2 separate regions of the Mus musculus genome follow, and region 2 is linked to region 1. The links are chromatin loops, found by intact Hi-C in ENCODE. Cell type or tissue: heart. All regions are shown on one strand. Links, peaks and the distances in the headings refer to the core of each region. The heading gives the core; the rest is flanking DNA. Region 1 holds the start of Tanc1 (tetratricopeptide repeat, ankyrin repeat and coiled-coil containing 1). Region 2 overlaps Tanc1 (tetratricopeptide repeat, ankyrin repeat and coiled-coil containing 1).

Evidence for each region. A loop is a pair of places that touch in the nucleus more often than their neighbours do. Peaks named below come from ENCODE experiments on the same cell type or tissue, not always from the same donor. Only the 100,000 strongest peaks of a DNase experiment are listed, where the experiment ranks them.
Region 2: it touches region 1 in a loop (3-fold over the local background); 6 of 42 quality-filtered maps call a loop at or near these places.

What each region holds. Positions count from the first base shown.
Region 1 is chr2:59,607,489-59,619,386 of GRCm38, forward strand. Tanc1 (tetratricopeptide repeat, ankyrin repeat and coiled-coil containing 1) reads left to right here and starts at 4,554. Exons shown (of 27, transcript NM_198294.3): 1 at 4,554-4,708. In heart, for the core only: no CTCF peak of the experiment used is centred there; DNase peaks (open chromatin) are centred at 4,513, 4,963 and 5,633; H3K4me3 peaks cover 2,100 bases; H3K27ac peaks cover 2,283 bases.
Region 2 is chr2:59,664,850-59,676,747 of GRCm38, forward strand. The region is part of intron 2 of Tanc1 (tetratricopeptide repeat, ankyrin repeat and coiled-coil containing 1); the gene reads left to right. Among named protein-coding and RNA genes, the nearest start is that of Tanc1, 59 kb to the left of the region's middle. In heart, for the core only: no CTCF peak of the experiment used is centred there; DNase peaks (open chromatin) are centred at 5,682, 6,092 and 7,022; H3K27ac peaks cover 2,126 bases.

The sequences.
Region 1 (11,898 bases), core at 3,163-5,662:
CTTTAGCGCTAACATGAGAGAAAAATCATATTTTTGTACATGGTTCCTGCATGCTACTGTTTTTGAGACAAGAACTACTAATCTACCCCCAGATGAGACCCCCGAGGACTTAGTTGGTGTTATTATCTACTACTGAATCACCTTTAAGTCACGATTCCTCAGAGTGCACATGAGGACATTCTGCATTGTTCTGATTATTCCGAGTATACTAGTTTCGGGTAACAAGACAGGAAAAGCACCTTGTCTATTAACTAGAAATGAGCCTTTACAGATTATTTTCCAATTTATTAATTTATAAATCTTATCTTATTTATTCTTCAAATGGACCTGTCTGGCAGGGAGTCTACATCCTTCTTATTTTGTAGACTAAGACCGCAGGCCAGATGAATGGCCCATAATCACAACACTGCAAAAGCTAGAGCAGGGACTTAGATGCTATGATTCCGACTTCAGCACCAGTTCTTACAATGCTTGGCAGAAAGGGGAAGCCATATTCCTAAGGAGGAGATGTGAACTATACCTTTAATACTAAAAATTAACAGGCTACTTTTATACTATTATAAAAAGAGGATGCACCAAACGTTAATTGGAGTGGTGCCCAACTGTGTTACCTTTTCTGAAAAAAGAGAATTCTGTTTCTGTCTTCAGATCACATCAGGGAGGTTGAGGCAGGAGGATCCGATGCTGAAGGCCAGTCTAGGTGACATAGCAGCAGCGACAATAATAGCAACACAATTAGTCACCCTGAATATTATCTTAAGCCAGACTTTTCCAGGACTTCAGCTAGTCTCAAATTCTTATTACATTTATTTATTTACTCTCAGTGAACAGCTTGTGGGAGGAGGTTCTCTCCCTCAACTCTGTGGGTCCCAGGGATCCAACGCAGGTCATTAAGTTTGGTGGCAGATATCTTTACCAGCTGAGCCATCTCTCCAACTCCATTCCCATATCTTATATGGGAACGTGAACCCCTGAATCTCTTTACCCCATTTTCCCCCTCACTGGATTTCTTGCCAGCTTAAATAATCCACTACCTACCCCATATTGGCTGAGTTCCTACAACATTGCAGGGCATGCACTACACCCGAGGGGTTTATATGTCTTGTGACTCCTTTAATTTGATAGCCTGGCTAACTGAGCCAAGCAATGGATTTCTGTTTCCCCGGACGCCTGTTTGCTATCAGCCCGTATGACCATGGTGTTAGCAAACATGTGTGACTATGGGTCACTGCACATGGAGGGACTCTATAGGAGTATTTCATTTCATTGCTTTTCCCGACTGATTTCCAACTATACCCAATTTATTTTATTATTCCCCGGTGTCTTTATATTTTTTCTTTCTCAGAATGTTAAAAAGCGGAGGGGAAAGGATCTAACCGAGGGAGAAGATTGGGCTCTGTGAATATTAAAAGACCCTCCTAAGAAGTGTGCTTAAACTTGGATTTCTTACCTTATTAAGTTTTAAAGTTTCATCTTGGCTTTTGTTCTTAGGTTTTAAAACGTAAACTTTTTACTTCTTACTGTGTGTTCTATACTACGCATACCATAATAAACACTGGCCAGGATCCTAACTTAGAACTGATTTAAAATAGAAGTCCTTAGGAATCTGACCAAGGGGGCGTACACTAACACACACTCACAAAGCACATTCTTTTCTCATGCCTTCCTCAGTCCATTGCCCTGGGCAGTAAATTGTATGGTAAAATAACCAGTTTAATACTTGCTGTTTTCTTTCGGTCTGCTGAGAAAAAAGCTACATTGTTGGCAAAGTGACAGAAACTTTAGAAATGGAACCCAGTATATCACATATATATTTAAGGAATGTGTGTACCACATAATATCTGTGCAATCGACTGTTCTCTCTCTCTCCCTCTCTCTCTCTCTCTCTCTAAACATGCAGGGAATTAGTGAGCTTTTAAAACTGGGTTTGTGGAGAGAGACCCAAGAAAAGCAAGCGGTGATTCTTGAGCTTCTGGATATACAAAGTTGGCGAACAACCAACTAGAAGCACCTTTTATTATTTTATTTTTAAGGGAAAAGCAGATTTTAAGTACAAAAAAAAAAGCATTGTTTGGACCTGTGTTCAGCTAATACCTTACATATTAAATTGCTTAGAAAAGTCTCCGGTTGTCCTTACACAACAGACCTTCATGAGCCCCCCCCCCCCCACTCAAGTTTTTTTTTCTTACTCTGTTTATGTTTGGCCTTGGCTTTTTAAACATGTATCATTTTCACCCACAGCTTAAGACACCTTTGATGTTGGTGGTACTACATACTGTATATAATAGTAGCCATTTAAAGCCAGAGATCTGATTGTGCTTAATGACATGTAGTTGGGATTATATAAATACTACAGGAAGGAGGGGAAACAGGGTCCTCCTGTGTACACACTTTAGACTGCTAGCTCTCTGCCTGTGTAGAATGGTAAGGGTCCCCAAACAGGCGGGGATGAAATTACTTCAGTGTCCTTGACTTCTGAAACTATAAAACCAAATCCTTTCAACCCAAACTAAAGATGATGCAAGAAATTAGCATACCTATTTTCTGTGCTTTTTCTACTTGTTACTTCAGGCAAGTTTGAGGGAAGAGAGAGAGAGGAAGAAGCCTAATTGCCCTCAAAGCTCAGTTTAAGCAATTTTATTAAAGTTTGGAAAGATAACTAAGGATAGTCCAAGAAGAATCTACAGATTCACGAATTTCATCCACTATCTACCCATTTAAACCACTACAAACAGGGGCTGGTGAGATGGCTCAGTGGGTAAGAGCACCCGACTGCTTGACTGCTCTTCCAAAGGTCCGGAGTTCAAATCCCAGCAACCACATGGTGCCTCACAACCATCCATAACGAGGATGACAGCTACAGTGTACTTACATATAATGAATAAATAAATCTTAAAAAAAAAAAGAAAGAAAGAAACCACTACAAACAAGCCAGGACCTGGACCTGCTTGAGTCTTTAGGAGTTTCTCTTACATCTTATAGTATTTCAGACTGGACGGCTGGGTTTTTGTCTTTTGTTTGGGTCATTGTCTTATCCATGTAGTCTGACTTTGTCATCCGTGGTTGAAAGACTGGTCAGTTTTACACACTGTTTTTCAAGAGAAGTTAATCAAACACCAACCTGGTTTTTAACAACCAGCATTGGAGGTGGAGGGGGTGTCTGTGACCTTCCTGGCTTACCAGGAGTCCTTACTTGCTTTGAATATTCATGTCATGATTTGCTTGAGTAAAGGCTGGGATATGTTCGCTGCATACTTATAAATATAGTGATAATCAGGTCTTTGACTATACGAGTGAAAAATACCCAACACATTCGAACCATCTTTTATTTATTATGGAGAGATAGATTGAGCAGCCTTTTGCTTCCTGTCACTTTTCACAGGAACTTTAAATGCAAACACCATTCTTGCAGCTATCTTTATATTGGGAAGCTCTATGTGAGGTTGAAGTTTTTATAGGGAAAGTTGTTTAAAACACAGTTGTCTTTAAAGGCAGGTTTGCCACAGCAAAGGTTAGGGGTTGGCAATAAACCCATTTATAGCAACTTCTGTATTCTTCACTCTCCTTACACGGATGGGCGGCCTGTGTGCAATTCCTGTTGGAATTTCTAGTTGATCCTTCTGCAAAGAAAGGGGGCCCAAAGGGCTTTTGGGAATAGAGAGGGCTGAGCCTTCTACATATAAATTGGCTGCCTGGATTCCTGGGAGGTTGTGGAGGACCCAGGTCTCCCAGTTCCCTAGGCCATTTTCAAACTTCTGTTCTATTGGGAATAACAAAACATTTTGGGAACTAGGGAGTTTAATTTACTGCCACCAGCCTACTTAATAATAGCATCTTTGTCTGTTCTTCCTCCAGGACTCCTCCTCCTGACAAGGAAGCTAGCCGCTGGCCAGTGTACTTAGCCCAGACAGTACTGCTAGCCACAGAGTTCGAGGAGGGAGGACTGCCCCTGACTCTGGGCAGTCACTGATCCCCGGAACAACCCCAACTTAACTTTCCAGAAAGAAAAAGGTGCAATGGGCGAGATGCACTTTCCATCTTTCTCAGCTCATTTTGGAACAAGAAAGTGTATTTGTTTGTGTTTAGTTAAGCGAGGGGAAGAAAAGCCAACAAAGCCACCCTAAGGCATCCGCGGAAACTTCAGCTTGGCTAATTGCTCCCATATGTCCTCCTCGGATGCTTTCAGAGAGCAGCGCAGACCGAAGGCCGAGCCACTTTACTGATTCTAAAACGGCTAAAAAAAGGAGGAGAGGGCTAATCACACTTCTGATCCTGTCCCACTGGGGTCCAGGCGAGGCCCCAGGGGAGCAACCTTCTCCCGGAAAGCTTAGCTTCCCGCAGAGGACATGCTGGGTGAGGAGGGGGCGAAGGCGCCGGGAGGAAAGTTGGCGTGCGGCGCCCCAGCGGGTCCCAGAGCCGGGGCAGCTCCGGTCGGGAGGGGCGCGGGAGGCACAGCCCCGGCGGGCGCGCACAGGGAAGGTGCCTTCCGGAACACGCGCAAGGGCGGGGACTCGCGCTGCCAATGAGGTCCCGGTGTGGGCCGAGCGAGGCGCGGGGACGGGCCGGAGCGCTGCCTCCGCGGTGGCAGCTGCGGGAGCCCGGCTCGGGAGCCGCAGGAGCCGCAGCCGCCAAGCGCCCAGCCCTCTGCGCCCTGAGGCTCGGCCCCCGGGGTGGGAACCGCGCCGAAAGCTGGAAACTTTCCTGGCAGGTAACTCTCGCTGCCGGGGCGCCGCTGCCGGCCCCCGGGAGTCCGCAGCGGGCGGGGAAGGAAGGGTCCCGGAGAGCAGCCTGGGAAACGAGAGCCAGGCTGGTGGGAAAGTTTCGGGACGCCCCCTCCTCCGCCGGGCCCAGCGGGAGCTTTCCCGGAATAGGCGCAGGCACGCCGGAGCTCCCGGCCTGGGGCTAGGCGCTGCCGGGGAGTCGGTGCAGGCCGTTTCCTGCGCTCCCGGAGGAACGGGTTGCAGCAGAGCCGGGCTAGGGGGACATTGGGATCACGCGGCGCTCAGGACTTTCCCAGCCGGCCCTTGCCCGCCTCTTCGGTCCCTTGGCTAGACAGGGCCTGGGCTGCGCCGGGCACCTGGGTGGGGGGAGTAGGGGGACGTGCAGGCGGGGCGCCTGGCACCGCGGGGTCTTGAGTGTCGCCGCGCGCGGGTCGCCAAGTTCCCGGGAGAACTTCAGCGGGGGTGGGGGTGGGGTGGGGAATCGTATCGCCCACCGTGAGCTGAAAGTGTGTGATTCGCTCCTGCAGGCTGCGGCTCGCAGATGCAAGCCAATTTCTTTCCCTGGTGGTGTTGGTGATAGGGTGATGATTTGGGATTAGACCTTGAGGATTTTTTTTTTTTCTCTTCCTTTTAGTAGTGCCAGCTAAATGAAGGGTCGTGTCAAGTTTGCGAGTCCCCTTGTCCTTGGGCGACGAGTAGTTACTTTGGAGGCATTATGGGGATTCAGGTTCTTCCTGGAGGACTTTTGGGTGTGTGTGTGTGTGTGGGGGGGGGCCCTTGGGTTCGGCGCGGCCGCTTTCCGGAACGGCTGGCGGGGAAGGAAGCCCTGGGCATTGTGTAGCGTGTTTTCAGTCAGCAAGATCTCTGGACTGGAGTTCCCAAAACTTACTTGACTTATTGTGTAAAGGCTCCCGGAGGAAATGCGGCCATGGCCAGGTAGAAGAAACGCGGTGCCGCGGCCGAGGGAGGAGGACGCCGAGCTGTGACAGTCTTCTTCAGGCTGCCTCGGCTCCGGCTTGGCAGCCCCAGATTCTTGTGCCTGGAGTAGTGGGACCGGTCTGAGTAATACAGCTTCCTGCAGAGTGAACTCAGGGTGGTGAGGAGAGCACCTTCATCTTGAACTTGACCCCCGGAGTAGCGTCCTGGCGGGTTAAAAGGTAAAGGCAGGCTGAGTCTTAACCTGTAAAGGAGTTCAGACGCCGCTAGCTCCTGGTTCAAGATCTTTCAGGAAAGGACTCAGGGTGGCTGAGGTCGCGAACTCTAGAAATGCCAGACTCATCAGACTACGAAGTTAGTGTGCCTGGGGAGAGCAGGAGAAACCTGGTTGGCTGGCACAGAGGGTTAGTTTTTCTTTGTGGTGAAAAAGAAGGGAGTCTTGCGTCTCTGCTTACACCAGATCCGCTACTCCCCTCCACCCACACCCCCTTCCTGGGTCATCCTTATCCTGCCAGGCTGGCACTCCAGGGATGGGGGAGGGAGGAAGAGAAGAAGCCGTTGTGGAGCTTCTCTGGGCAGCCCGGAGGTATTTCAGATCTGCTACTGGGAAGAGTTCTGGATTTTAACAGCTGCTTTTTGATTGCTGGGAATGAAAGAATTTATGAGCGCCTGAGAGAGGTGCTCATTATGGTACTGTTCTGCGTGCTTTGCTCATCTGGGCTACTTAAAGAGCTCACAGGGACTTCCTTACAATCTGCAAAGTCTGTGTCAGCTGGAATGCTTGTGGGTGTCAATCAAAAAGCATCATAAATAGATCTTGGTGCTTTTACAATGAAAAGCATGCCAAGCCAAGGAAGTTTGGCGTGTGACTGCGTTAGAGATTCCTTCGTAGACCTTTTTTTCTTACCATCCAACTTGATGTTTCCAGGCTTCTTGACTGCTGTGATTGGACAGTGAGGGAAATAGTGTGATTGGACAGTGAGGGAAATCATTGATTTTGGTGGGGGTGGGAAAGTCCAGAAATAAATTTAAGGTCACTTCCATGTTTCTGTCTTGCAATTCTCATGCCACGAACTTAACTTTTGCTGGAACGCCAAAGTATTGATTTTCTTGCTTTTTTGGTTTAACCACCAGAATGTCTAAATTATCATAATTCATGTTCATCGTGGAGCTAAAACATAACTGATTCGTAGTCAGCCCTTTTCTGCTTCTCATAACAGCCAGAAGAACATTTTGTCTCTTTAACCACATGCAATTTATTTGATGCCATAGTCGGGTTTTGATGCCTGGTGATCGAGGGCACAGTTTTAGAGACAATGGAATTACTTTGACTAAATCATCCATTTTTAGACAACTTCTTTTCTGGGTTGCTGATTAATTCTTTATCTCCCAGAGAACATTAAAAGCCCTGTCCCTGGGCTAGTAGAGCTGTAATCCATATTATAATGAGGTTTGTCTGAATAGCTGGGAGGGAGGTAGGTCTGTTTTCACCAGGCACTTCAAACTCAATAGTAAAGATCTTATTTCTGTTACGTCAAGAATTTGCTAGTTAGAAAAATGGATTTATGCTCTTGTCCAATGTATATGAGGCCTTGTTGAGGGAAGAACAAACTTTTATTTTTATTATGGGACCTTTAGTTTTAACTTGTGGGAATAAATGTATAAATAAATTTATAGACACACACACACACACACACACAGGGGAATTGTGTTAGTCTCTAGAACGGGTTTGTTCTGAACTGGGCCTTTGTTTGCTTGTGTGTGTGTGTTTGAGCCAGGGTCTCACTGTTTAGGCCAGGCTGCCCTCAATCTCATAGAGATCAGCTTGCCTCTGCTTCCCAGGGGCTGGAGTTAAAGCTCTGCACCACCAAACTGGGCTCTGAACTGTCTTTTAAATGCTTGTTTTAGGTGTAGAACTACCTCTCCCCCAGTTTACAGAAGGGTTTGGTCTATAGGGCTGTGAAGTCTTTATGGGATTTGGTGTCCTCATGATCACTCCCGAAATGGAATCACATTGCACCCTCGTGACTGCAAGAATTGGAGAGATCTAGGAATTTTGGAGCCTGGGCTGTATTGTTAGAACAGTGTAACGGCAATCGTAAAGGGCTTCACTGCATATTTTATCCCTAAACCTCTCAGTTGAGTAAACCAGGGCCCAGGAAGTTAGATCAGTTTGCCTGATGTCACCTGTGACGTTGAACTTGAGCCCAGCAGGTCCCCGGCTCCCCATTCCTTGCCCTCTATCTCTTTTAATTCATCTAAGTCACCTGTGAACTCGCTAAAGCCTGACAAACAACATGTGGCCGTTTCTCACAGTGTTTCATTTATGGTTATTTTGGTTCCAGAACCCTGGGGTTTATATCTCTGCTTTGACAGGATGGATTAAAAACAGCTCTCTAATAATGATAACTAAACATTCCCTGTAGGAGAGTTTCAGAAAGTCACATACCTCCAACTCATCATTTGTTTTCTTTCAGTTTCTTTCTTTCTTTCTTCCTTTTAATCAAGTAGGCTTCAGGGCCTAACATGATTTACAGTTCAGATGTCTATCAACTTAAACATAAGGATAAAAACACCATTTACCTCTCATCTTGGCTTCTGTCAGGCTAAGCGCGAAGCCTGTCTGAATATCCCTTTCTTGGAGTCCTGAGCCCTTCCTATCGACAAGTGCATAGATCAATTTCGAGCCGCTTCCCATGCTATGTAGGTCTCCTTTTATGCTCCTGGTTAAGTGGTGAAGAGGTAGTTGGCTGCAGTGATACATTTCCACTGTTTGCTGTGTTCCCATCTGCCAGTTTAGGAGTACTAAGTGTAGCTGGGCCCTTAGTCTGGAAGCTAGGTTTTATTTGTCTTCTTGGTAGTGCTGATGACCAAATCTAGGTTTTCGGACATGTTAAACACATGTTGTAACACTGAACTACACCCCTGGTCTGTGAACTTTTAACAGGTTCAAAAATGAAATCATATTCTAGGATAGCAACTTCTTCTTTACAGCTTTCATTTCACTTCTCGTCTGATCTGCACGCATGCGTTCGTGAACGTGGGTGCATGTGCTACTGTGCGTGGAGGTCAGAGGACAGCTTCTGGAGTTCTTTCTTTCTACTGTGGGACCCTGGACTCGAACTCAGGTTGTCAATCTTGCACAGCAAGCCTCTGAACCAAGGAGACAGCTCTTTTATGCTGAGGAACTTGTCTGTGTAAGGCATTTATTTATCTGTTGGTTTTGCCAGAAAGTCTTACTATGTAGCCTAGTCTGGCTTCAAGCTTGCAATCTCCCTGCCCCAGCCTGCAGTGTGCTGAGGTTACAAGTATGGGGTTCAAGTATGAGGCTTCAGACACAGCTCTTAAAACTTACTCTTGGAGAGGGGTGGCTTTGCAAAGTAATAAGAAACGGTGTTTCAACTCAGAAGAAGTTAGTATCTGTTGACTGGCCAGTCTGAAATTGTTGCCCTTTCCTTGAGAAGTGAAAGCAGAAGAGGACACTGGGAAACATCATTTCCTAGTAGTGTTGGAAGGCTGTCACTATCCAAAAGGGACAGAAACAGAAAGTGGGATGAACAGATTTCCTTGAAGAGTGCTCTTAGAAGCCTTATCGTGCCGTTAGAGAAAGGAGTTCTGGTTTTGTTTGCCTCTGTTGCTGGTCAGCTGTCTTTGTAGAGTGAGTGTTGTCTCTTAGGGCTTCTGTGAGTGTGGGTGATGGAGGAGAATGTTCCAGAGAGAATTATCCCATAGACAGAAGTGTCAAGGGCAAGACAAATGTTACAGAGACAGGACACAGACCATGGATTTCAGCATGGATTTTTGCCATTAGCATGAGAGAATTTATTAGTTCTAAAGTCTCCCAGCTAATGCTCATTGTAGACAGATGTGAACCCAGAATGTTCAGCCATTTAACATAGAACCACGGTGACTCAGCACTTTCTTGCCTTACCCAGCATACTTAGGGTCACACACCTGTGGTGGATTGGCTTGTTGCCCCTGAGGGGTGGAGGAGAGTGGAAGAAACTGTCAACCGTGGGTGGCCTTTTTGCACAAAGGATGTACTGTAGCAAAGTGGTACATTATGCCACATACAGTTTTAACACATGAAAGACATCATGCAAATGAAGATGCATATATTACATTTGTGCAGTTTAGAGTCAGTATATGCTCATGTGACACACTTTGTCTTGTGTCCCATGTCAGACATGCCTTCCCTGTGTTTATTCTTTGGCTCTGTTTTAATGACTGGTTACCAAATCCATTGCATATGTGTTACCATTACCAAATGATTGATTTTTGGCCTTTGACATCTTTGGACAGACAGATATCAGAGGCCTTTGATTCAGATGGGCACACATATTATTAAGTCACTGTGGCCTTACACAACTTCTGGCTCCTTGTAGCTCCAAAACCTCCATCATCAAGAAGCTGCCTCTTGGCTGTTAGCACCAACCTGAGAGAAATGTGGAAAGAACCCAGATTGGCCAAAGAAGAGTTCCAGGTGACGGACCCCATTAAACCCACAAGATGGGTCTGTGGGCCACAGTGTCCCACAGAGGAGGCTATTGTGGATGGAAGAGACAGGGAGTAAGAAAACACAAAGAGCTGGCCAGCATAGCAAAGATCTCTAGGAGTGGTATTGGCTGGCCTTAAAAGCATACCTAATGGCATAGGGTGTGAACATTCCTAATGTCTTCATGCCATATATATATGCTCCTGTAGTCTGGGAAGCCTAGACGTAGCCACATTCTACAGGGATTTAGTCACTGTGTGTATAGCCATTTGTGTAAGGGGTGGGGTATTGAATTACATCTAAAAATTTGGAGCTGGTCATGACTCCCATGTAGTCTGTTAGGATCCTCTCTTACTGCCAGACTTTGCTCTAAATTACTCGAGATTCACAACATCAATTATTAATGTTTATTGAGTACTTGCTGATGTGGAACTAGATGTGTGAATTTTAAATTATCCATGGAAATAAAAGAAGAGTAGCTCTTCTCTCATTGACCTAAACAAGCAACGACAGTTATACACAGAGCCACCTCCTGGGTCCTGGCTTCCCTTGCTTTTTGTGACATAGACCAACCACAGTTTATTTCATTGGAATGAAACTGGCCTCATTTGGATGGCACCGCCGTACAAAGCTCAAAACATTACTTCCTACCCTTCCTACCACGATTCTGGCATTTATTTATTTGTTTATTTGAGTTGGGGGGTGGTCATGGGGAAGGGGAGGTTTTCTCTGTGTAGCCCTGGCTGTCCAGGAACTTGCTCTGTAGACCAGGCTGGCCTGGAACTCACAGAGATCCGACTGCCTCTACCTCCCAAGTGCTGGGATTAAGACCTGTGCCATCACCACCCAGCCACAAATCTGCTTTCGATTACTTTTCAGTGGACCACATATTCATGGGTTAGCTGGGAATGTCCCAGAGAGAGAATCTTGAGTCAAGATAATTTCAGTATAGCCGCACCTGCTGTCAGTGGCTGGTTAACGAGCAGGTTTGTGGTATGGATCGTGACTTGTATATCTGCAGCATTCCATGAGGTTAGGAGGGGTCTAACACACTACAGAGATTGAAGGTACCCCAAACCACAGTGACTTCTTCTTGGCTGCTGAATTAGCCAGCCCTAGAGCTACCATGACTTGTGTCGTCTCTGAGGAAAGTAATATTTATGAGTGTATGAGACAGTGATCACCAAAGCAGAACGTGCCAGATTATTCGGGGTGGGAGAGAAGGAAAGCCCGAAGAGCTTTATTAACATTTACGTATGGGTAGACACTGGGTATGTATCCGCCCAGCACCTGTCACTTGCGTTGTGTGAGGAGCATTTTATAACCTAGCAGAGTGGACTCTGGTACCCAACTTGCCCTTTTTGCTTTGGATCAGTGCTTCTCAACCTTCCTAAATGCTACGACCCTTTAATGCAACTCCTCGTGCTGTCGTGATCCCAGCCATAACATTATTTCATTGCTACTTCATAACAGTCACCCTGCAATGGTTATGAGTCATAATGCAAATATCTGATAGGCGACCCCTGTAGAAGGGTTGTTTGACACCAAAGGGGTCGGGACCCACAGATTGAGAACCACTGCGAATTGAAGGTTTATATCATTTATTTATTTTTTTAATTAAACTGGCTCACACAAAATGGAAGCTGCTTTAAAAGGCTCTTGGAAAGAAAGTGTGGGAAGATGCTAATGGCACACATTAGGAATAAAGCTAATGAGACGGTCTGAAGGAGGAGAGTTTATTATAAA
Region 2 (11,898 bases), core at 4,691-7,190, 59 kb after region 1:
CGAGTGTCTCCTGTAGACACGCAGGTGAGTATTTTAGTAGATACAGTGGGACGCAAAAATACAAACCACAGTACCCCCAAACACTGGCAACACTGTGTGCCTCGGAGTGCTTGCTGGCCTCATCAGCATGTGACAGGGGACTGTGGGTCTCAACACTGCCCAGCCTCGAGAGAACACAAGCTGTGAGCCTGGGAAAGAGGCCAAATCGAACTCCAACTATGGTTTCTTCTCAATTTGTATCGATTTCACACCATCGTGTAGTGGGACTGTTCCCAAATCATATAGTCATAAGTCAGCGACTGTATATATAGAAAAAAAATTGAAGCACCCAGGACCACTTTGGGATGATTTGGTACAACCTGAAAGGCCCCCTTATCCATTGGCAAGACACTTAGTGTTTGTGATAACTCCAGGCTAGCTAGGCCTTGTTTGTGTTTCAAATATTTATCAGGTGACACCACATCCTGGGCATGTGATAATAAAACAAACGAAGCTCCCTTCCTTGTTCACAGTCTAGGAGGACAGATGGCTTTCTGTGCAAATAGAAGATAGTGTCACGGGAGCTGCAGAGTGAGGGGACTGGGATTTGGTGAGAGCGCATGGCAAACCGAAGCAAGCCTGCTCTCTGTAGCGGATCGTCTTGGTAGTGTAGGCTTGGTAGTACAGCTTTGGTTGTCAGAGAGTGAACAGGAGCTGTCCAGGAGGAATGAGAATATTCCAGGTACAGTACAAGGATCTGTGAAGTTTGGTGAAGTGGCTAGGATTGGGGTGGCAAACTTAAGCCAGAGGTTTGAAAATCCAGGAGTTAACCACAAATCCGTAAATCATGAGGCATATAACCCCGTCTGTGTAAACAGTCACTGGTCAGCTCCAGGCATCAACGGCTTTGCTGAGCTTATATGCAGTTTTGTATGCATGTTTTGGGTAATCTATTTATTTATTTTGCTTGCCTGTTTGTCGTGAACATTGTGAAGCTTGATCTGCAGTCACTTTCTCTGTGACTATGTTTGGTTTATAGCTGATTGCATGTTCTACAGTGGTCCCGTAACACTATAATGGTGGTAAAAAGTAGTCCTTTGGCTTAGTGATTCATCCTAGCTGGTAAGTAGCACAGTGCACCGCATATGCTTGTGGTGATGTTGATGTAGAAATATAAAAGCTCATGGGGACTCTGCATATGTGCAGCATACTGTTTTATAGGAAACTTTAATATTAAAAAAAGAATGTGCCAGGCATGGTGGCGCATGCCTTTAATCTCAGCACTTGGGAGGCAGAGGCAGGCGGATTTCTGAGTTCGAGGCCAGCCTGGTCTACAAAGTGAGTTCCAGGACAGCCAGGGCTACACAGAGAAACCCTGTCTCGAACCCCCCCCCCCCCCCAAAAAAAAAAGAATGTTCTACTTATAAAGAAATTTCTGTAATGCAGTATGCTGTGTCCTGGCTGTAGCAACCTTCTATACCTTGCATTTAACACATCTCATGGTTGAATAATATGACTAGGTTTCTCTAAATACACCCTGCTGATTGCACAGCTATGAAATTGCCTAGCAATGCATTTCTCAGGCTGTGATCTTGCGATAAGAGTACCTAAGAGGTGGTCCTTTGAAAATTACCAGTATATATTATATTATTATAAGCCTTCGTCTTCATGCTGTTTAGGTCCTGTCTTAGTTAGGGTGTTATTGCTGTGAAGAGACATCATGACTGTAGCAGCTCTTATAAAGGACAACATTTAACTGGGGCTGGCTTACAGTTTCAGAGCTTCAGTCCATTGTCATCGTGTGGGAAGCATGAGCGCCCAGGCAGACATGGTGCTAGAGAAGGAGCTGCGAGCTGTGCATCTTAGTCTGCAGGCACCCAGAAAGAGACAGGATGTTTTACACTAGGCATAGCTCCAGCATTTATGGCCTTAAAGACCCGCCTCCATAGTGACACATTTCCTCTGACAAGGCCAAGCCTCCCTCAGCATTCAAACACGAGTGAATCTATTGGGGCCAGACCTATCCAAACCACCACAGATCCCCAGACTCACTCATATTGTATAACTGCAACTCTGTAACCTTTGGCCTATGTCTTTCCTCCTTATCCACCCCAGCAATTTAAAACAAATCTTACACATTGTTGCCAATCTTATACATCTTTTACCATTTACTTATAAATGGTATTCATTTCCAATGGCTAAAGCTTCCTATTCCTATGCTATGGGCATGGTGGAATGAGAATGACTCCCTAGTTATCATTTGCTACCTAGCCCTGGTTTCCATTGCTGTAATGAAATACCTGGGATAACCCCCTTGAAGGAAACAATGGCTTATTTGGCTCACCATTTTGTAGGTTCCAGGACAACGAGTTGCAAGGCGGCTTGTGATGAGGCAGCCCACTATGGCAGAAGCAAGAATTCTTACCTCATGGCCAGGAAGGTCTTCCACAGTTCTCGTGGGCATGCTAAAGAGTTCCCAGTATGGCCTCACCTTGGAAAGGTTCCACCACCTCTGTCAGCACCATCTTAAGGACAAATGCTTTAACGCACAGGCCACTGGGACGTTTCAGATTCAAAGTATAACACCTCATCTAAAGGATTCATTTAGTTTGTAAACCAGATTTTCAGGAATATAGCTGTGGGGGTTTGAATATGCTTGGCTGTTGGAGGAGTGGTCTTATTGGCGGAAGTGTGTCACTGTGGAGGTGGGCTTTAAGACCTTCCTCCTAGCTGCTTGCAAGATAGCCTTCTGTTTGCCTCTGAGATGTAGAGATGTAGCAAGAACTCTCAGCTCCTCCAGTACCATGCTTCCTGCCTGCCATGATGATAATGGACTGAACCTCAGAACCTGGAAGCCAGCCCCAGTTAAATGCTGTCTTTTATAAGCATTGCCTTGGTCATGGTTTCTCTTCACAGCAATGGAAACCCTACCTGAGAAAATGGCTTTTATTTTAGTAGCACGTTTGTCCGTGACTGTAGTCCCTTTACAAGTATTTTATAGTTTGCCTGGTGTTCCAGCCTTGGCCTCCCCAGATGACGGACTGTAAGCGGTAAGCCACGTAAGTGGGTTCTTTCCTAAGCTGGTTTTGTTCAGTGTTTCATCACAGCACAGAAATAAGGGCAGTGGGGGCCGGAACCTATGCTTGGGTCGCAGTCGCCCTTCCTGATGCTCTACCTGTCCTCTGTGTCCTTTATCTACACTCTACCTTCAGCTGTGTGTGAATCTCTGCTGCTTTGCCTGTAGTTAGGTGCTGTTGAAGGCGTGGAGAAGCTGGGCATGAAGCTCCCTCGTTAAGGATCCTGATTCCGTTATGTTTTGGATAGCTAGATCTGAATTCCCAAGCCTATTTCTTTTCTTTCTTCTTTCTTACTTATGGCAAAACAATTAAACAAACAGGCAAACAACACAACAAAACCGTAAAAACAAAAACTCACTGTAAAGCTAAAACAAACAAACAAACAAATGTAACAGGAGCTCTTTTCTCTTGAGCTTAAGTGGAGCTGTACTGTTACACATAACACTAGCACTTGGCTCTCCTGTAACTGGTGTTTTGCATTTAGCAGTGCGTACTCAGGGTTTGGTCATGATGCATCCTGTATGAAGAGTTTTCTCCATGTCCCTCCTCCACACACTCTTAGATATATCGGGGTCTTATTCAGCCCAAACTGGCCTTGTGCTCTCACCTCCCAGGTACTGGCGTTAGAGGTCATATCACACCTACTGTGTGTGTGACTGGAGATGGAGCCTAGGGCCTCCTACACACGTGCAGGCCAGCATTCTGCCAACTGAACTACGATCCCTAGCCCAGAATTTCCTTCCTTTTTAAGGATGAATAGTACTTCATTGTATAGACACACGAATGTATTCTTTGTCATTATGGGTTCTTAGTTTGCTTCTCTACCATGCTTATTGTGAATGCTGCATGCAGACACTGCTTTGCCGTCCTGATTTCAGTTCTCTCTCCATCCCACTTTCCTCCCCCCTCCTGTCCCTCTGTCACCCTGTTAGGTTTGAAGTAGCTTCATTGTGCCTTACTCATGGCTCGTGGTGGTGGTAGTGGGTTCTCTTCTGCCCAGAGAACAGCCTCTTAGTCTCTGTAAAGCTTGTATGTATTCACCCTGTTTATCACAGGTTGGCCGTTTGTCTTGCTGAACCGGGGGCCTTATTTTTGGCCAATAACTTAGAGAATTATTTGGGAGAGAACTTGACAGTAAAGGAAGCCCTTCCCCGTGTCACGAGGAAGTGTTGGTGTACTTTCACATTTTAAATGACTGTATACTTTTCATGCCAGGACTGAAAAAAAATGGAAAGGTTGGGTTTTCTGGATTTTTTTTTCCATTTTTTATTAGGTATTTAACTCATTTACATTTCCAATGCTATACCAAAAGTCCCCCATATCCACCCACCCCCACTCCCCTGCCCACCCACTCCCCCTTTTTGGCCCTGGTGTTCCCCTGTACTGGGGCATATAAAGTTTGCAAGTCCAATGGGCCTCTCTTTCCAGTGATGGCCGACTAGGCCATCTTTTGATATATATGCAGCTAGAGTCAAGAGCTCCGGGGTACTGGTTAGTTCATAATGTTGTTCCACCTATAGGGTTGCAGATCCCTTTAGCTCCTTGGCTACTTTCTCTAGCTCCTCCATTGGGAGCCCTATGATCCATCCATTAGCTGACTGTGAGCATCCACTTCTGTGTTTGCTAGGCCCCGGCATAGTCTCACAAGAGACAGCTACATCTGGGTCCTTTCAATAAAATCTTGCTAGTGTATGCAATGGTGTCAGCGTTTGGATGCTGATTATGGGGTGGGTTTTCTGGATTTTTAATGAGATCAAAAGCAGAGTTATAAAACAGAGTGAGGAAAGGTATTTCTACAGGTCAAAAGCAGTACATATATATACTATATATATATGTGTGTGTGTGTATATATAAATATATAATATGTATTATATATATAATATATATTATATATTTAGCTTTGAACATGGCAACTTTGTTGTCTAGGAAAGAATAGTCCATTTAGCCTTTTTCTTTTTTTTCCTTTTTTGGGGTGGGGTGGGGTGGGATGGGGTAGTATGGGTGGAGCAAAGGTCACACTCTGTAACTCAAGCTTAGCCTCAAAGTTATGGCAGGCCTCAGCAACCCCCCTCTCCATGCTGTAGTTATAGTGTTAGCCACTGTACGGGTTGTATATAAGTCTGATACTGTAATTTAAGGAACAGTTTTGCCTTTTTGTTTCTCTCTTGTTTGGTTTTGGTTTTGATACAGGTTGTCAATCCCTAGCCTAGACTGGCCTGAAACTTTTAGGAATTCTGCTGCCTCAGCCACCTGTGGCCAGTAACTATTAGCTTTGGAACTGTCCACGGGACTCCTTTGGCCTTCTTTGCCCACACAGCCGTTGTTATGTCTCTGACTTCAGCTTTTTACCTTAGAGCTAGCGGGCTGCTGTGGGTACAGTGGCTTCAGCTCACCCCAGGTCAGCGTGAGCACTCAGCTAGGATTTTATTTTTCCGCTCCTCCTCCTTCTTTTTTCCTTCTCTTCCTCCTCTTCTTCCCTTTCCTCCTCCTCTTTGTCCTCCTCTTCCTCCTCCCTCTGATTGGATAGATAGATCCAGATCTTGTGACTTACTTGTACCATAGCCAGAGGCCCCTTCGGTGCTTTGCGATGAGTCATTTCCTAATCAGTGCCAAGCCTTGGGCCTGGAGCTCCCTGCCCAGGGGTGGGGACAGCAGGCCTGTCTGCAGCTGGGAGGAAGTCCTTGTTCCAAAAGAGCAGGGCAAGGGTCTTCGGGAGGAATAGGATGAATGGCCTGAACGGTCCTGAGGGTTCTACCCATGGGGGTGGGTAGGGCACACCCTGTGTCCCCTAACCTGCTGTGGCCATGTGGATTCAGAGTGACTGCCAGTGTCTTAGACAAAACCCAAGAGCAAGGTAGCATCTCAGCCCTAGGGGATTTAACAGGTTATCTGGGGAGAGTCCCGGGTTCCTTATCAGAACGGAGGTAGAGGGTGGGCTAGGCCTGTGCGCTGCAGGAGAGGAAGCGGACACAGGGTCAGGGTTGCTAACTAGAGTGACTGGGCCAGGGGCTATTTAAATCTCTAGTGCAGAAGTTCCCACTGGATTGAGCCAGGAAGGGACGGGGTGGGGCCAAGGGTTAAGAGGCTTGGCTGTGGGAAGAGAGGGCTGTGGACACTGAAAACAGCCGACCAGGCCTGGAAATCCTGGCTGCCTGGACCTCAGCTGAGAGGTTCTTAGTGCCTTGGGCAGTCGTTTGGGCCTGCATTGGTTGTAAATGACTGGGGTTTGAGTGAAAGAATCGTATTTAATAAGTTTGAAACAATACCGAGGATGGTGTTTTTTGGATATAGACGCACATGTGGATTTTATTTCCCATTTTGAGATTGGGTCTTAGTAGCCCAGGCTAGACTACGCCAGAGCTCATGACCCTCCTGCCTCAGATTTCTAAGACCCAGGACTATAGTGTGCATTGTAACTCCTTGCTAGTTAATAGCTTTAATTGTTTAGTGCACCCACTCCCACATCCTCAAACTAAGTATGCAGCCTTATCTTACACAACTACCAGGTTAAGCTTATTACAGTAATTTCTTCATTAAACCTAAAACAACTCAGTGGTTTTGAATGCTGTTGCCTATCAAGTAGGTCTGTTCTAATATTTTTGAGCAAGGGAACCCCCCCCCCCCCCAGTGCCTTTATGCACCGTGCTGAATTTATTGCTTGGTTCTCTGTTTCATACAGGTTCCATCCCAAGGTAGTTACTGCTTACCTCACTGATTGCAGAGCCCTACTATGTCAACTCATTTTATTAACCTCAAAGCAGGAGAAATGATAACCTTTACAGAGTATGGAAGACTGTCTTAAAACACACCCATTTAAATGCTGCCTTCCCCAGGAGTTCTGGATGATTGAGTTGACTGAGCCCACAGGCTTTAGCTGTAATTCAGAGAGGAAGGGCGTGGCTTCCACCCCACACTGGAGCCCTGTACTCTGAGAAGCCCGTAATCTGGTGAAGGGGCTTTTACCATCAAAAAGGTAGGTGAGGGCATGACGGCTGTGGTGGGAGCCAGGGGAAGTTCCACATCCAAATGGCAGTGCCGAGTGGTGCGCCCTGACTTCCGAGAAGGGCTGCCGGGGTCCTGGGGGTTACCAGGAGACAGAACATTGAGGTTGGCTGCAGACCCCATTGTGTGTTAGAGAATACTTGGGTCTTAGAGACAGTTCGGCCTCGTCATCTTCGTGCTGCCCAGGGTCATCTTTCTGAGCCGGTCCTCGTGTGTCTTGTCTTGTATTGTTTTGATGTCCCTGGGTGCTTTGGGGAATTGAAAGGCTAAACTGTGTATTTTCTTCTGTCAGACTTTACTTCTCAGGGCTGTCATTGTGCCTTGATCTGACAGTCCCTCCACCCTCTTAATTACCAGTGGCATGGGAAACCAGATCCTCCCTCCTGTGAGAGTTGTATCCCAAAGGAGGTGAATTGGCTGGAAGGCTGGATGTGGGAGGAGGTGGAGGTTGGGACCTCTCTGCTGGACTCCGGTGAGCTTAGTCCCTGGTTGTGACAACTCCAAACGTGTTACTAGGTTCCTAGCTGTCTTCTGGATGAGTTTACAGCTTGTGGCCTGTCAGGCTGCCCTAGTCTTGTCTCACCAACAGTGTTTTCTCACCCGTGCCCAATTCAATTTTATCATGAAAAGGAAAAAAAAGAACATTTTATCGGATGGTGAGGACGTGGATAGAGGGCAGCCCAGGCCTGAGGGAGAGGCCTTTTCTGATAGTCCAGTGTTCTGGAAATCCATGGGACTTTCTGAGCCATGGCATGGACTTTACCATTATGTTTTTAGCAGGTAGAATTAGCAGACCTGAAACCTGCAGTTAGAAATAGCCTTGCATCCTGGGCGCCTGTTGTGTGATGCATAGAGAGGCTGAGATCCAAGGGGCATTTGACCTTAAAGGGGCAGCAGCACTGGAGACCCAGGGAGGATGTCAGAAGATCCAGGAGGAGAAGAGGCAACAGGCCATGAAACCGTCCCCGGGAAGTCGTCTGTGTTAGGGGGAGGCTGAACCGCTCATCCGGAGAACTCACTTCAGGGGAATGGAAGGATTTGTGAGGGAGACGCAGACTCCTGGGTTCCAGCTCCGAGGATTGGCTGTGGGGCCTGAGAATGGCCACATCACTCTGGATACAAGTGAGGAACACTAACAGAAGATGATGACTCAGGCAAAGGTCTCCCACCCCAGGAGAAGGAAATTAGGAAAGAGATAACCAAGTAGAACAGGGTCAGGGGGAAGGTAGAGAGCTAAAGGAACCCTTTAGAGTGACAGCAGTTAGCAGTGCCCGGTGGCCATCCCTTCCCACATGGCAGCCATAGGCATAATCGCTCTTCCCCTCACCCCCCAAGGGCTTAGGGTGGGTGTGTTCCTTACAGATGCTTTGAGTTGCTGCTTCTCACCTTTATCTCCTGCCTGCCAGAGCAACCAGGTTTAGGGACAGTTTATTCAGGACTTAAGCAATGGCCCCTTCTGTCTCTAGTCTTGTCTCCCTGGGGCCACAGCTTGCACTATTCTAGTGATCACCTGATGAAGTTACCATTCGCTCTGCCTTTCTCACTTCTTCCTCAGGCCTGTTTGCTTTTCCTCTTCTCATCTCCTCTGAGATGTAAGTTTCCCCAACCCGCCCTCAAAAGGACAAAGTAAACACCCAGGCAATGGGTCAAGGGTAGTGGTTCTCGATCCTGGCTGCCTAGGAGAATCAGTAGGTCAGGCTGACGAAATGCTAATGTTTAACCCTGTAGCTCTTCATTCTTCTGAACATCAGAATTATGAAAACGCTCCAGGAAATTCGAATGGGTGTTGGGGATGGAAAGCCATCTCCTTGTGGGGCTAGCAAGGTGCCTGTCTCAGAGAAAAGAAAGTTTTGCAAGATTTGAAATGGAAACTAATGCCCTTTGTAGCTGGGCTTGGTGACACAGGCCTGTTTTCCTGGGTACACAGTAGGCAGAGGCAGGAGGATCTGTGCCCAAGAGTTTGAGAGCAGTATGGGCAATGCAATGCAATACCTCCCCAAAAAAGAGTCCTTTGCCAATCCAGCTTCAAAAGCCAGAGGAATTCCCTCAAAGGTCTCCTCCTCCCTCCCTCCCTGCTAGCCAAGCCTGGTTTCTATTAAGCTCAATTATTCAAGCCCTCAGGGTACAACATAAACCCAGGCTTGTTTGGTTTGTTTTAGGTCTGGGGTACTGTTCCCCTTGGTTGCACTTGAGTGTGACTTGAACCTCCTCATGAACTGTGGCCTCTGTCCTGTTGTTGAACCTCTGGCTTCTAGTCAGTGTTATTCAGAGCTGTAGACCCCCCACGTAGCCCTTGGACTGTCCCAGGGCCCAGTGATGACATGATTTGGTTCATGAACATGTACAGTACAGACCTTGTTTTATGGTCTGAGGTGGCCGGGCTTAGGATACTTCTTGGGAAGAAAAAGTAGGATTTTGGATCACTACTTCTGTTGGATAAACAACTTTGAAGTGTATTCAGTTTTGAAAGATAGTGGGGAGCAAAGATAAGCCCTAGTAATTCTATTCAACAGCAGTAAGGCGTATGTGAACCTACGACCTCACACATGCTAAGCAGGCACTACCATTAAGCTCTAGCCCCAACCCATTTCCCAGTTTTTACTTAGAGAATAAGTAAATATGTTTGTTGTTGTGTGGTGGACCGTGTGTGTGTGTGTGTGTGTGTGTGTGTGTGTGTGTGTGTGTGTGTTCCAGGCAGGCCTTGGACCTGTGATGCCCTTTGATACCCTCCAGCTGAGTGGCATCTTCAGGCCTCCTTCTGTTTTCTAAGAAGTTAGTTGGAAAGCTGGGTGTGGTGGGTTGTGGGTGTAATTCAAACCTTTGAGGGACAAAGGCGGGAGGGTCGCTACTAGAGGTACAATGGTCTACACAGTGCATTTCAGGCCGGCTAGGCATAGAGATGCCGGCCTGAAAAACCAAAGCAAAAACAAGCAAAAATGGAAGTCAGTTGGAAATTAGGTCTGGAAATTAAATGTTAGGGAAGTGTGGGTAGGGCCCTCAGGTTCCCTAGACTTGAGTTTCAGGGTTCCTAAAAATCCTATCAGGACTGATCCATTTTATCGTACTATATATTGTAGAGAAATATTATATGACACTTGATTATATTGGGTATAAATACTGTTCTATGTACTGAAAAGATTTTTGAATGGTGAGGATTTGAAACAGATTAGCGAAAAGCTCTATGTTTTTTTGGCGAATCTAAGGTTTGTTTTGGGGGTAGAAGTCTCAAGGCCCAGCTTTTGTTGGAGTACATTAGGCAGTCCGCTATCGTTATAACTTCCCCAGTACCACGCAGAGCTCCTCTGGTCTCCTCGGCCTCTCCTCCTCCTTACCATAATTATAGCAGAGAGCCTTAAGACCCATGTAGGACCAGACATAGAACCTGCTCTCTGTGATCGCATCGCCACGAAAACAAGCTGTAGGGACTGTCAGCCGCTAAGGAAGCTCCTTCCCCTCTGGCCTCTGTCATTTCTACGGCTGCCTTTGTTGTCCTCTCAAATTCAGAAGGGATGTTTTCCCTGGCCTTGCCGGAAACAGTGGTACAGGCCGGCTGCTCTTGGTGGGGCAGAGGCCAGAGAACAAGTGTGCTGTGTACATAACCTGCTGCAGGTCTCATTGGGAGGGTGCACCAGTCTGACGGCCTCAGGCCCACGATCTGTCTGGTGTGGAACCCAGTGGGCATCCTTTGATGTTTGTCTGCCAGTAGTGGAGGGCACACACGGGGAGTGCGTGTGCCTTCTCAATGGAGGTGTGCTATGCAGAGGGATGGATGGAAGGGCCTGCAGCTGCTGGGAGATGCTCCCTCCGGGCTGATCCCCTTAAAAGAGCAGGGGATGCGGGAGGAACTCACACCAGGACACCTGGCCATACAAACCGCCGCTGTTCACCAGGTGGTGCTGTCCTGCAGTGGATAAGGCCTGGTGTGGGAGCAGCTGGGGTGCCCACAAGCTCTGACGTTTGCCTAACATGAGCATGACGAGTGGAGGCCTTTTTGAGGCAACTTTAAAGATTTGGTATGGGAGTGATCACCTGGTCCTGGGTGTGTGTGTGTGTGTGTGTGTGTGTGTGTGTGTGTGTGTGTGTGTATTCCCCTTGTGTTTGCACTAGCGAGGTCGCAGTTGGTTCTGAAGTGGGTGGAGGAGACTGGACCTTCCTCCCAGAGAACCGCTCCTGTGCTGGGTTCTCATCTTTGAAGTCCTGGTGGGCATGGGGGCGGGGCCTGGTTTCCAGCTCCTCATTAAACCAATTTAAAGGAAGAGGAAAGTCTCTACATGCACAGACCTATTAGTACTCGGTGGCCTGCCAAGGTGATTTGGTTTGGCCCAGTTGTGACTACCTACACACGACCTGTCCTTCCTGGCCGGGAAGCCTAGCAGGATGGCCCTGAGAGTGTTGACTTGGGCCTGGTTGTCATTGTTTGTGAGTGTGGAAAGTACCCTGAGGGATTTCACTTTTCCTGGACAGGTACAACAACAAGGAAATAGGCCGAGTCAGTCCTGGAAGCCCTCTAGAATCCAGTGAGGAAGTGCCTTTAGCTGTGTCTGACTAGCCTTTTTAAAAGGAATAGTCCGGTGGTGGCAGGTCACACTAGCCCTCTGTAACCAGTGATCCGGGCAGGATGGCACCAGTGTTAATCAGGGCAGGGGGTGGTGGTGGTGGTGTGGTGTTGTCTTTGGTTCAGAGGAAGCATTGTGGGGGTGGGGCAGGCATGCAGGATGACTAATAACCCCGAGTAGGAGAAAGGCTGTTGAGAGTGAGGAAAAGCAAGAAAGAGCGCTAAGGCCCTGAGCCATGAGCTCAGGAATGGTCAGGCTTGAGGAAAGCTGGAGTTTATGACCGA